Linked DNA regions of Homo sapiens: region 1 is linked to region 2. The links are chromatin contacts, found by Hi-C or POLR2A ChIA-PET in ENCODE. All regions are on one chromosome and are shown on one strand. Each heading gives the region's core, a stretch centred on a gene start or an enhancer-like site at or near the end of the contact. The rest is flanking DNA. Distances are from core to core; before and after follow the strand shown. Region 1 overlaps TECR (trans-2,3-enoyl-CoA reductase). Region 2 holds the start of PTGER1 (prostaglandin E receptor 1).

Region 1 (4,589 bases), core at 1,152-3,651, 76 kb after region 2:
CATTTGTCTAAGCCATCATTACCTTCACAGAATTATTTCCACAACCTTTAATTGGACTTTTTTTTTTTTTTTTTTTTGAGATGGAGTCTCACTCTGTCGCCAGGCTGGGGTGCAGTGGTGCGATCTCAGCTCACTGCAACCTCTGCCTCCCGGGTTCAAGCAGTTCTCCTGCCTCAGCCTCCCAAGGAGCTGGGACTACAGGCATGCGCCACCATGCCCAGCTAACTTTTGTATTTGTCATAGAGATGGGGTTTCACCATATTGGCCAGGCTAGTCTTGAACTCCTAGTCTTGAAGACCTTGTGATCTGCCCTCCTTGGCCCCCTAACCCGGCTAAGTTTTTAAAAGTTTTTGTAGAGATAAGGGTCTTACTATGTTGCCCAGCCTGGCCTCAAACTCTTGGGCTCAAGTGATCCTCCTGCCCTGGCCTCCCAAAGTGCTGGGATTACAGGCATGAGCCAGCGTACCTGACCTGCACTCAGCTTTTGGCCTCTTTATAAAATACTGTAGGCCAGGCGCAGTGGCTCACGCCTGTAATCCCAGCACTTAGGGAGGCTTAGGCGGGCAGATCACGAGGTCAGGAGTTTGAGACGAGCCTGACCAACATGGTGAAACCCCATCTCTACTAAAAATACAAAAATTAGCTGGGCATGGTGGCATGCACCCGTAATCCCAGCTACTCAGGAGGCTGAGGCAGGAGAATCACTGGAACTCGGCATGCGGAGGTTGCAGTGAGCCGAGATTGTGCCACTGCGCTCCAGCCTGGGCAACACAGTGAGACTCTGTCTCAAAAAAAAAAATAAAAAAAATAAACTATACACCTGCCCCCTTCAACTGCCACTCCCTGTCCCCTTTCCTTTCTTTCTTCTTTCCATGTCGCACGTCACCTTTGAACATATTACATATAGCGATTTATTTCATTGTCACTCTTTCTTTGCCAAGATGTGAGTTCCATGCGAGCAGGGATTTTTGTCTCTCCTTCTATAGCTGAACCCCACAGTCCTTAACAGGGCCTGGCATGTGTCAGTGAACAAACGAGCCTCAGTTTCCTTACCTGCAAAAGAGGATGAATACATTGTAAAGGAGATGATTCGTGTTGAGGATGAGCCTCCGTGCCTGGCTGGTTGTGAGTGGGCGGGTGGTGTTAGCTGCCGCCGCGTGTATAAAGCCTGCCACGTAGATCCCAGTCTAGGCTCTTTGGCAAGCTGAGCTCATGGGGGTGGACTAACCTGTCTGCTGGACTCGGGCAGTCGGGGGTTGGCCCGGATGAGCTCCTCCTGCTCCTCCAGTCAGTTTGTATCTGCAGGGCTCAGCCTCTGGCCCCCTTCCAGCTTCCTGGTCCGACAGCGCCTTCCTGCCCTGAGTTGGAGAGAGACCCAGGTGTCGTCCCCAACTGCCACCCAGCTGTGGGTGCAGGGATGCAGTTCTGGACCATCCCCTGGGGGTCTGGGACCTGGGGAGTTGAGTGTTTGGCCTTTACACTGGAGCTCCTTGAGGGCTGGCCCCAGCGGCCAGGAGTGTCAGTTTTTTGGTTTGTTTGTTTTTTAGATGGAGTCTTGCTCTGTTGCACATGCAGCAGTATAGTGGCGTGATCTCAGCTCACTGCAACCTTCACCTCCTGGGTTCATGCGATTCTCCTGTCTCAGCCTCCCCCGTAGCTGGGACTACAGGCCCGTACCACTATGCCCAGCTAATTTTTGTAGAGACAGGGTTTCACCATGTTAGCCAGGCTGGTGTCGAACTCCTGACCTCAGATGATCTGCCCACCTTGGCCTCCCAGAGTACTGGGATTACAGGCATGAACTACCACACCCGGCCGCTCCTTTTACTTATGAGGACACTCCTTTCTCTTATTAAGTCCACCTTAAATTCAGGATAATGTCATCTTAAGATCCTTAATTATATCTGCAAAGACACTATTTTTTTTTCTTTTTTTGATATGGAGTCTTGCTTTGTCACCCAGGCTGGAGTGCAGTGGTGCGATCTCGGCTCACTGCAACCTCCACCTCCCAGGTTCATAACGATTCTCCTGCCTCAGGCTCCTGAGTAGCTGGGATTACAGGCACCCACCACCACACCCAGCTAATTTTTTTGTATTTTTAGTAGAGATAGGGTTTCATCATGTTGGCCAGGCTACTCTCGAACTCCTGACCTCAGGTGATCCACCCACCTCGGCCTCCCAGAGTACTGGGATTACAGGCGTGAGCCACTGCACCTGGCCAATTATTATATTTTGTGTAGAGAAGGAGTTTTGACATGTTGCACAGGCTGCAGGAATTCCCTAATTCCTAAGCAGTCCCTGTGTTAGATGGTCTTGCAGGCACACCCATTTACTAGTTGGAGAAGCAGACAGGCAAGGCAGGTCTGACACCGCCCCCTGTGGCAGTGCCTCTCAGTCAGCATTGAGGACGCGCCCCTGCTTTTCTAGGCCCATTGGCTGTCTTAGCTAGTGACAGGAAAACATGCAGGAGGCATTGCCACAGCTGTAAACCCTGCCTGGGCCCCGCTGTGGTATGAGTTGCTGATAGACCTTTTGCTCTGGTACAGCCTGGCTGTGTGAGGCTGTGGGGCAGAGGCCAGCGGGCTGGGTCCTCAGGCCAGGCAGAGAGGCTCAGTTCTTGGTGTCTGCTGGAGGATCGCATCCAGGGTGGTGGGTTTTTTGTTTTTTTGTTTTTGTTTTTCTTTTGTTTGGTTTTACCCTTATTTCTTTATTTCTTCCTTTCTTCCTCTTTTTCTTTCCTTTCTCTCTCTCTCTCTCCCCCTCCCTCCCTCCCTCTCTCTCTCCCTCCCTCCCTCTCTCTCTCTCTCTCTCTCTCTCTTTCTCTCTTTTTTTTTTTTTGAGATGGAGTCTCGCTCTGTCGCCCAGGCTGGAGTGCAGTCAGTGGTGCAGTCATAACTCAGCCTTGACCTCCTGGGCTCAAGCAGTCCATCTACCTTGGCCTCCCAAAGTGCTGAGATTACAGGCATGAGCCACCGCGCCTGGCCTTTTTCTTTTCTTTCTTTCTTTCTTTCTTTTTTCTTTTTTTTTTTTTTTGAGATAGCGTGTCTTCTGTCCCCCAGGCTGGAGTGCAGTGGTGCAATGATAGGTCACTGCAGCCTTGACCTCCCGGGCTCAAGCAATCCTCCCAGTCTGGCCTCCCAAACTGCTGGGATTATAGGCGTGAGCCACCGTGCCCGGCCTGCCTTTTCCTTTCTCTGTTGCACATAGCCCTGCTCTCTAGGATGGAGGCATTATTTTATTGTAGGAGCTTTGGGCCTGAGCAAGCTGGGTGGACACTCACATGGGCACTTCCAGGCTACTTACCTTGGGCGAGGGCTTCCTCGTTCCCAAGCCCCAGTTTTCCAAGCCACGTAACAGGCATCACAGTCTTTTTCTTTTCTTTTCTTTTCTTTTTTTTTGAGAGGAGTCTCGTTCTGTCGCCCAGGCTGGAGTGCAGTGGCGCAATCTCTGGCTCACTGCAAGCTCCGCCTCCCGGGTTCACGCCATTCTCCTGCCTCAGCCTCCCGAGTAGCTGGGACTACAGGCACCCGCCACCATGCCCGGCTAACTTTTTTTGTACTTTTAGTAGAGACGGGGTTTCACTGTGTTAGCCAGGATGGTCTTGATCTCCTGACCTCGTGATCCACCCGCCTCGGCCTCCCAAAGTGCTGGGATTACAGGTGTGAGCCACTGCGCCCGGCCCAGTCTTTTTCTTATAGGGCCTGGGTGAGGCCTGGGTGGCAGTCTCAGCATAGTCCTAGGTACAGGGTGAGCATCTGATAGATGTCACGTCTGAATGAAACGGGCGAGATCAGCGTCGCTCTGGGTGGGCCAGTGCTCCTCGGAGGCCCTGAGGGCACAACCGCAGGGATGGGTGTAGGCTGTGGGTACCACTGAGAATGGGGGGCAGGCCCAGGGCTGAGACCCAGGTTCTCCAACTTCCCACTGTGTTTGTCTTGTGCCATATTCATCCTCTATGAATGGCTGTGGCTGCTCGCCCAAGCCAGGAGCTCGTGCGTCCGATGACCATCTTCCAAGGCTGGATTGCTACCTGCTCGCTCGGGGCTCTGCTGGATGGGAACAGCAGCTCCAGCTTCTCCGGGTCCCGGGCTACCGCTGCCTCTGCACCTGGCCCTGGCCTCGGATCCGAGAGCCCAGAGACATTGGCATTGAGACCCTGGCACCTCTCGTCTTGCCAGCACAGGTAGAAGACAGGAGCAGAGCGGTCCAGGGACCTGGGAGTGGGAGGTCAGCCACTCTCAGCCCTTCCTCCCCACCCTGGGTGACATTCTGCTTCCACTGTGGCGCCTCGGGGAGGCTGGTGCAGCCGCCCCCGGGTGCCACTGAGAAACGAGGTCATACACTGAGGCCACTGGGGAAGGTGGTATTTCTGGCCGAGCAGGTGTGGCCTGTGCAGGGTTCCTGGCAGCTGAGCCCTAGGTCTTCTCAGCCATCCTGGCATTAGCAGGTTGACTTGATATTTCTGGAAGTGGGAAGGAAAGGGAGCCGAGAGGGCTGAGCCGCTGAGCCGGAGTCCAGATGAATGTGCCGGAGTCTCTGCATTTGTGATGGGGGCGAGGTGATGGGGGCGAGGTGGCCGGCGTGGCTCT
Region 2 (4,436 bases), core at 216-2,715:
GAGCAGCGGCCGCGTGACGCCCACGCAGCGCTCCACGGCCATGCCACAGCCCAGCAGCAGCGGGCACAGGCCGAAGAAGACCATGCAGCCGCCCAGGAAGTGGCAGGCCCCGCCGGCCGGAGCGCGCCCCGCAGTGTACAGACGCAGCACCAGCGCGCCCGGGATCACGTGGCCCGCCAGGTCGGTGGCCAGCAGGCTGGCCACGAACAGCAGGAAGGTGGCGGCCGAGCGGCGGCGTCGCAGGCGGCCCGCGGCCTGCGCCAGCAGCGCCAGCGCCAGCAGGTTGGACACGGCGCCCAGCGTCATGGAGAAGATGGGCAGCGCGGGCGAAGCGCCCGACGGCGGCACGGCCGACGTGTTGGGGACCCAGGGCGCCGCGCATGTGGTCGCCTCGCCCGCCAGGCTCAGGTTGAGGGGCCCGCAAGGGCTCATGTCAGGCGCCAGGGGTGCTGGATAGAGGAGAGGAGGGCAGAGTGAGGCTGGCTGGGCCCGGGCGGGGACCAGCCCACGGTGCCATCTCAGAACATCAGGGCCTGTTTGACTCCATGGCGTTCTCAGGCGGCCCCTCTGCCCATGGCAGTTGCCATGGGCAACTCCAAATGACCTGGCCACTCCATTTGGAAACCCTTCTCCCTCTCTTTTGCCTCTCACCACCCCATCTCCTGCTCCAGGGCCTCCCTCTAACCCCACTGGCCCTTTCTCTGCCCTTCATGGTTTCCTGCAAGATTCCCCCCAGCCCCGCCCTCAGGCATCTCTGCCAGTGCCTCCGACCCCCACCTTCCATTTTTACACCCAGCAAATTCCTGGGGCCTGTGGCTCCATCTGATAGCTCTCACCCATTTCTGCCACTGTGGCCCTACCTGACTTTCCCCATGTCAGCTTTACTCCAGTCCCATCCTCGATGCCCCAGCCCCATCTCTACCACCACGGGCACATCTCTCCCCACGGCCATGTCCCTGTCCCCCATGGACCCATCTCTGACCCCACATGGCACAGCCACATCTGTGCCATGGACCCATCTCTGCCCCTGCCCCATGGACCTGCCTCTGCTCCACTGCGGTCTCTCGCCAGGCCCTACCCCGATCACCTCTGCCTCACCCTGGGTGCCCACGGTTCCACTCCATATCCCTGCCCCAGAGGCCTGGAGGCGGCCCCACGACCATCCACTCTTTGATATCCTGGTGGTGAGGGCTGAAAGGGCGGAACTGCCCACCAGGCCAGATGGGAAGGGAGGATGGACAGACGGTAAGACAGGGACGCACAGATCAGGGAGAAGAGCCCGGGGACACAGGACGGACAGCAGGTGGCCATGGCCCCACCCCTTCATGCCCTCCTCCTCCCCAATCAGGGACCCTCATGTGCAACCCCCTTACCCGGCACTGCCTGGGATGTGGGGTCCCCATCACCGGCCGCTCAGCCCTGCCGCCCACTGCGCCCTGGCTCTCCGGCAAGCCGCTTCCTCCCTCCCTCTTCCTGGGGCGGCTCCTCAGCTCCTCCCGCCGCCCTTGCTGGCCTCCAGGGGCCGCTCCACCCCGCGCACGCCCGCTGGGGGCCTGGAGTGGCAGAGACCCCCCTCTCTGCTCCTGGCAATGGGCGGGGGCCACTCTGGGCCCCAGCGGCTCCCTCCACGAGGAGTGAGGCTCCCTGGAGTTGGTCTGGCCCCATGTGACCCCCTCCTCCCAGCAGGGCGGGAGCAGCCCCCTTCCCCCCCAGGATCGGGCCTCTTGCCTCATTAATAAAGCGGATAAAATCTAAACACTGGAAAATGTGAGCGTCGTCTGGGGCGGGCTGGGGCAGCTGCAGGGGGTGCCACTGCCCCCCTCCCTGGGGCTTTGGAGCTAGAGAGGCTAACTCCAATTCTGTGGGGCCAGCAATGCCCCCCCTGCCCTGCCAAAGCCTTCGTGGATGTCGGGGTGGGTGCTGGTGGGCAGGGCCTCGGGTAGACCAGCTTGGGTCAGGCCCAGCCTGGCCAGGGGATCCGCCTATTTATACAGGGGCTTAAGCCCCGGCTAGGGCCACAGCGAGTCATATCCTGGGAGGAGGCTGAAAGGGGGCAGGGGAACCAGGAGGCCTGGCGACCTGGGGACTCTCCCCAGTGACTGGCTCCTTTAAGATGGGCTGAGTGACACCTGTGACACACGTCCTAAGACACAAAGACTCGCCTCCTGCCCTGAGAAGTAGGGTCACACTGGCACAGCCTCACACCCTAAGACATACAATCCTGTCACTTACCACTCAGTTTCATCCTGTCCCCATCTCAGCACAGCCAGGTTGCTGCCGCCACATCCCTGAACTCAGGGTCTTACCCCCAGCGCCGGGACGCACCCAGAGTTACTGCCTCAATTCCAGCCCCTCCCAACACCCCAAAATGCAGCCCTCTGAGATGATCACCCGAACCACCCTCCTTAGTGCTGGGAAATAGGGTCTCACTTGGCACCCCGAGAGATACACACACGCACACACACTCCTTATTGCCAAAACTGCCCCTGACCACACTCTGTTTGACTTTCAATGACCCCTCAACAATCCCAGACAGGCCCCACCAGCACACTCCGTACACCCAAGGCACAAGAAGTGACACCCCCCGCCGCTGGACACCAGAGACCTAGCTGGCCACCCCCACCCTCACCCAGAAACAGCAACGCCCTGAGACACACACACCTGCACCCCTAGAGACCCCTAGACCTAGCCAGCACCCCCACCCAGGAAACAGCAACACCCCGAGACATACCCTGACACCCCTGAACACCCCAAGGCCTAGCCAAGCACCCCTCCTTGCCCCAGAAACAGCACCCTAAGACACACACCCCCACACCCCGGGACACCCCAAGACACAGTCACTCCGTTGCACTCCCCACCACCAGACACTGCCAGTTACACCTGCAATTGCCCTGGAACACAGAGCCGGTTATCACATCCCTTACCCACGACACAGCCCTCCCTCATTGCGTCACGAGCCATCAACACTCTTGATAGACTCACAGTGCTACCCAACACCCGAGACACACATAGCCACACCCCTTCACCACCGCAAGCGGCTCCCAGCACAGACACCTGAGGAGCCCACAGGTGCCCGGGGATGCCCTGAGTCACCAGGACTGCGGCTCCCCGACTCCACCCGGGTCTGTCCACCAACACCCAGCCCCCAGGGTCTTCCCCTTTTCCCCCTTCCCCTCTTCCTGGTGGCCCAGTGCCCGCCCGCCTTTTGGAACGAGGATTGCAAGCTGGCCTCGGACTTCCCCACAGCCTCTCGGCTCACCCCCAAGCATTCCTGTGGGGCCTTCTGGCCCAGCGCCCCTTGCTTCAATCCCTTCCCTTCCCTCCAGGTCTGGCCAGGGTCCCACCCCGCCTTTCCCTGATCACCCTCAATCCTCGAAGATGAGTGGGTTGTCAAAACAAGTATGCTGGGTTTATGTCTAGGACAAAGCAGGGTGCCCCATGGACGCCTGCGTGTCCAGCATTGGGCCGGGTGGGGTGGGGGCTGCCTCACGCCTGCCCCCAACCTCCCGGTGTAGGGGTGGGGCTCTGGCAGGCCTGAGGTTCCATCTTTCTATTTCCAAGCCAGGTTTCAATGCCCTGGTGCTCCCCACGGTCCGGGGGTTGTCACCAGCTGCAGACAGCAGCCTTGTGAAGCTCCAGGGGGTAGGAGGCCTTGTGGGAGAGGGGGCAGGATTTGAACCCTCAGTAGTCCAGGAAGCTCTGGCCCTGCCTGGAAGCCTGGTGGCCTGCAGCCAGAAGGAACAGTGGGAGGGGGCAGGTGGCTTGGTGCCAGCTCCTAATTCAATTTGGAGCCTGCGGAAGATGGATTTCAGCTGCTGAATTCTTTCTCAGCCCCAATCTTCCCCCTCTCCCACCCCGAAGCCACACAGGTCCAACAGCAGATAGATTCTTTATGTTCAAGACAGCAAATTCAGATACAAAAACCCACCGCCATCGTCCCTCCCTCCCTCCTGCTCTGGGCCAGGGATGGGCCTGGAAGGAGAGATGGGAGGTGGGGAGGAGGTTGCGGGGTTCACAGCAGACTCGTGTCAAATGCGGAGGTAACAGGCTCCACAGGGAGGGGGCTCCTCTCAGGAGGGGTGAGGGCATTATTGCATTTGCTGGGGGGAAGGACAACCCTCTCCCCTGTATTCCCTGCGTCAGGAAACTAGGAAGGTCATGACCCCCAAACAGAACCCAAGGCCCCAGGGAGACAGAGGGACCAGTTTGGCAGCTGATGGTGGAAAGTGGTGGAGGCGGGGGTGGCCGCCCAATTTGGCTGATCCCTCCCCTCCCTGTGCCTGACCCAGCTGAGGTAGGTGGGGAACAGGGCACAGGGGGGCCGGGGACCCCGGCCAGACTGGGAACCAGGGAGGGGATGGTACCGATTGGAGCGGGGCAGGGGGCCTGGCCCCACCTCCCCTCACCATCGTCCTTGGGCTGCTGAGCTAGGCTCA

Evidence for each region. Hi-C counts contacts between places; a loop is a spot of excess contacts on that map. ChIA-PET counts read pairs that join two places held with the same protein, here RNA polymerase II (POLR2A). Pooled maps may share reads with other maps.
Region 1: a map of naive thymus-derived CD4-positive, alpha-beta T cell shows a loop between it and region 2 (6-fold over the local background). The contact joins the enhancer-like site here to the promoter of PTGER1 in region 2. A Hi-C loop is called at or near these places in 1 of 168 maps with a recorded cell type or tissue (naive thymus-derived CD4-positive, alpha-beta T cell) and 7 of 50 pooled maps. POLR2A ChIA-PET finds 5 or more read pairs at or near these places in 6 of 52 experiments (Caco-2, H1, HepG2 and 3 more).

Annotation. Positions count from the first base shown.
Region 1 is chr19:14,549,155-14,553,743 of GRCh38, forward strand. The region is part of intron 1 of TECR (trans-2,3-enoyl-CoA reductase); the gene reads left to right. It also overlaps a transcript of DNAJB1 not described here. Among named protein-coding and RNA genes, the nearest start is that of NDUFB7, 21 kb to the right of the region's middle. RefSeq lists an enhancer at 2,527-3,026. Within about 2 kb of position 2,402, at least 23 of the 41 ENCODE cell types and tissues checked have a DNase peak (open chromatin) inside an H3K27ac peak, as active enhancers do.
Region 2 is chr19:14,473,889-14,478,324 of GRCh38, forward strand. PTGER1 (prostaglandin E receptor 1) reads right to left here and starts at 1,466. Exons shown (of 3, transcript NM_000955.3): 1 at 1,374-1,466; 2 at 1-449. The coding sequence starts at 432. GIPC1 (GIPC PDZ domain containing family member 1) reads right to left here. Exons shown (of 9, transcript NM_005716.4): 9 at 3,874-4,436. RefSeq lists an enhancer at 1,451-2,119 and a silencer at 2,536-3,018.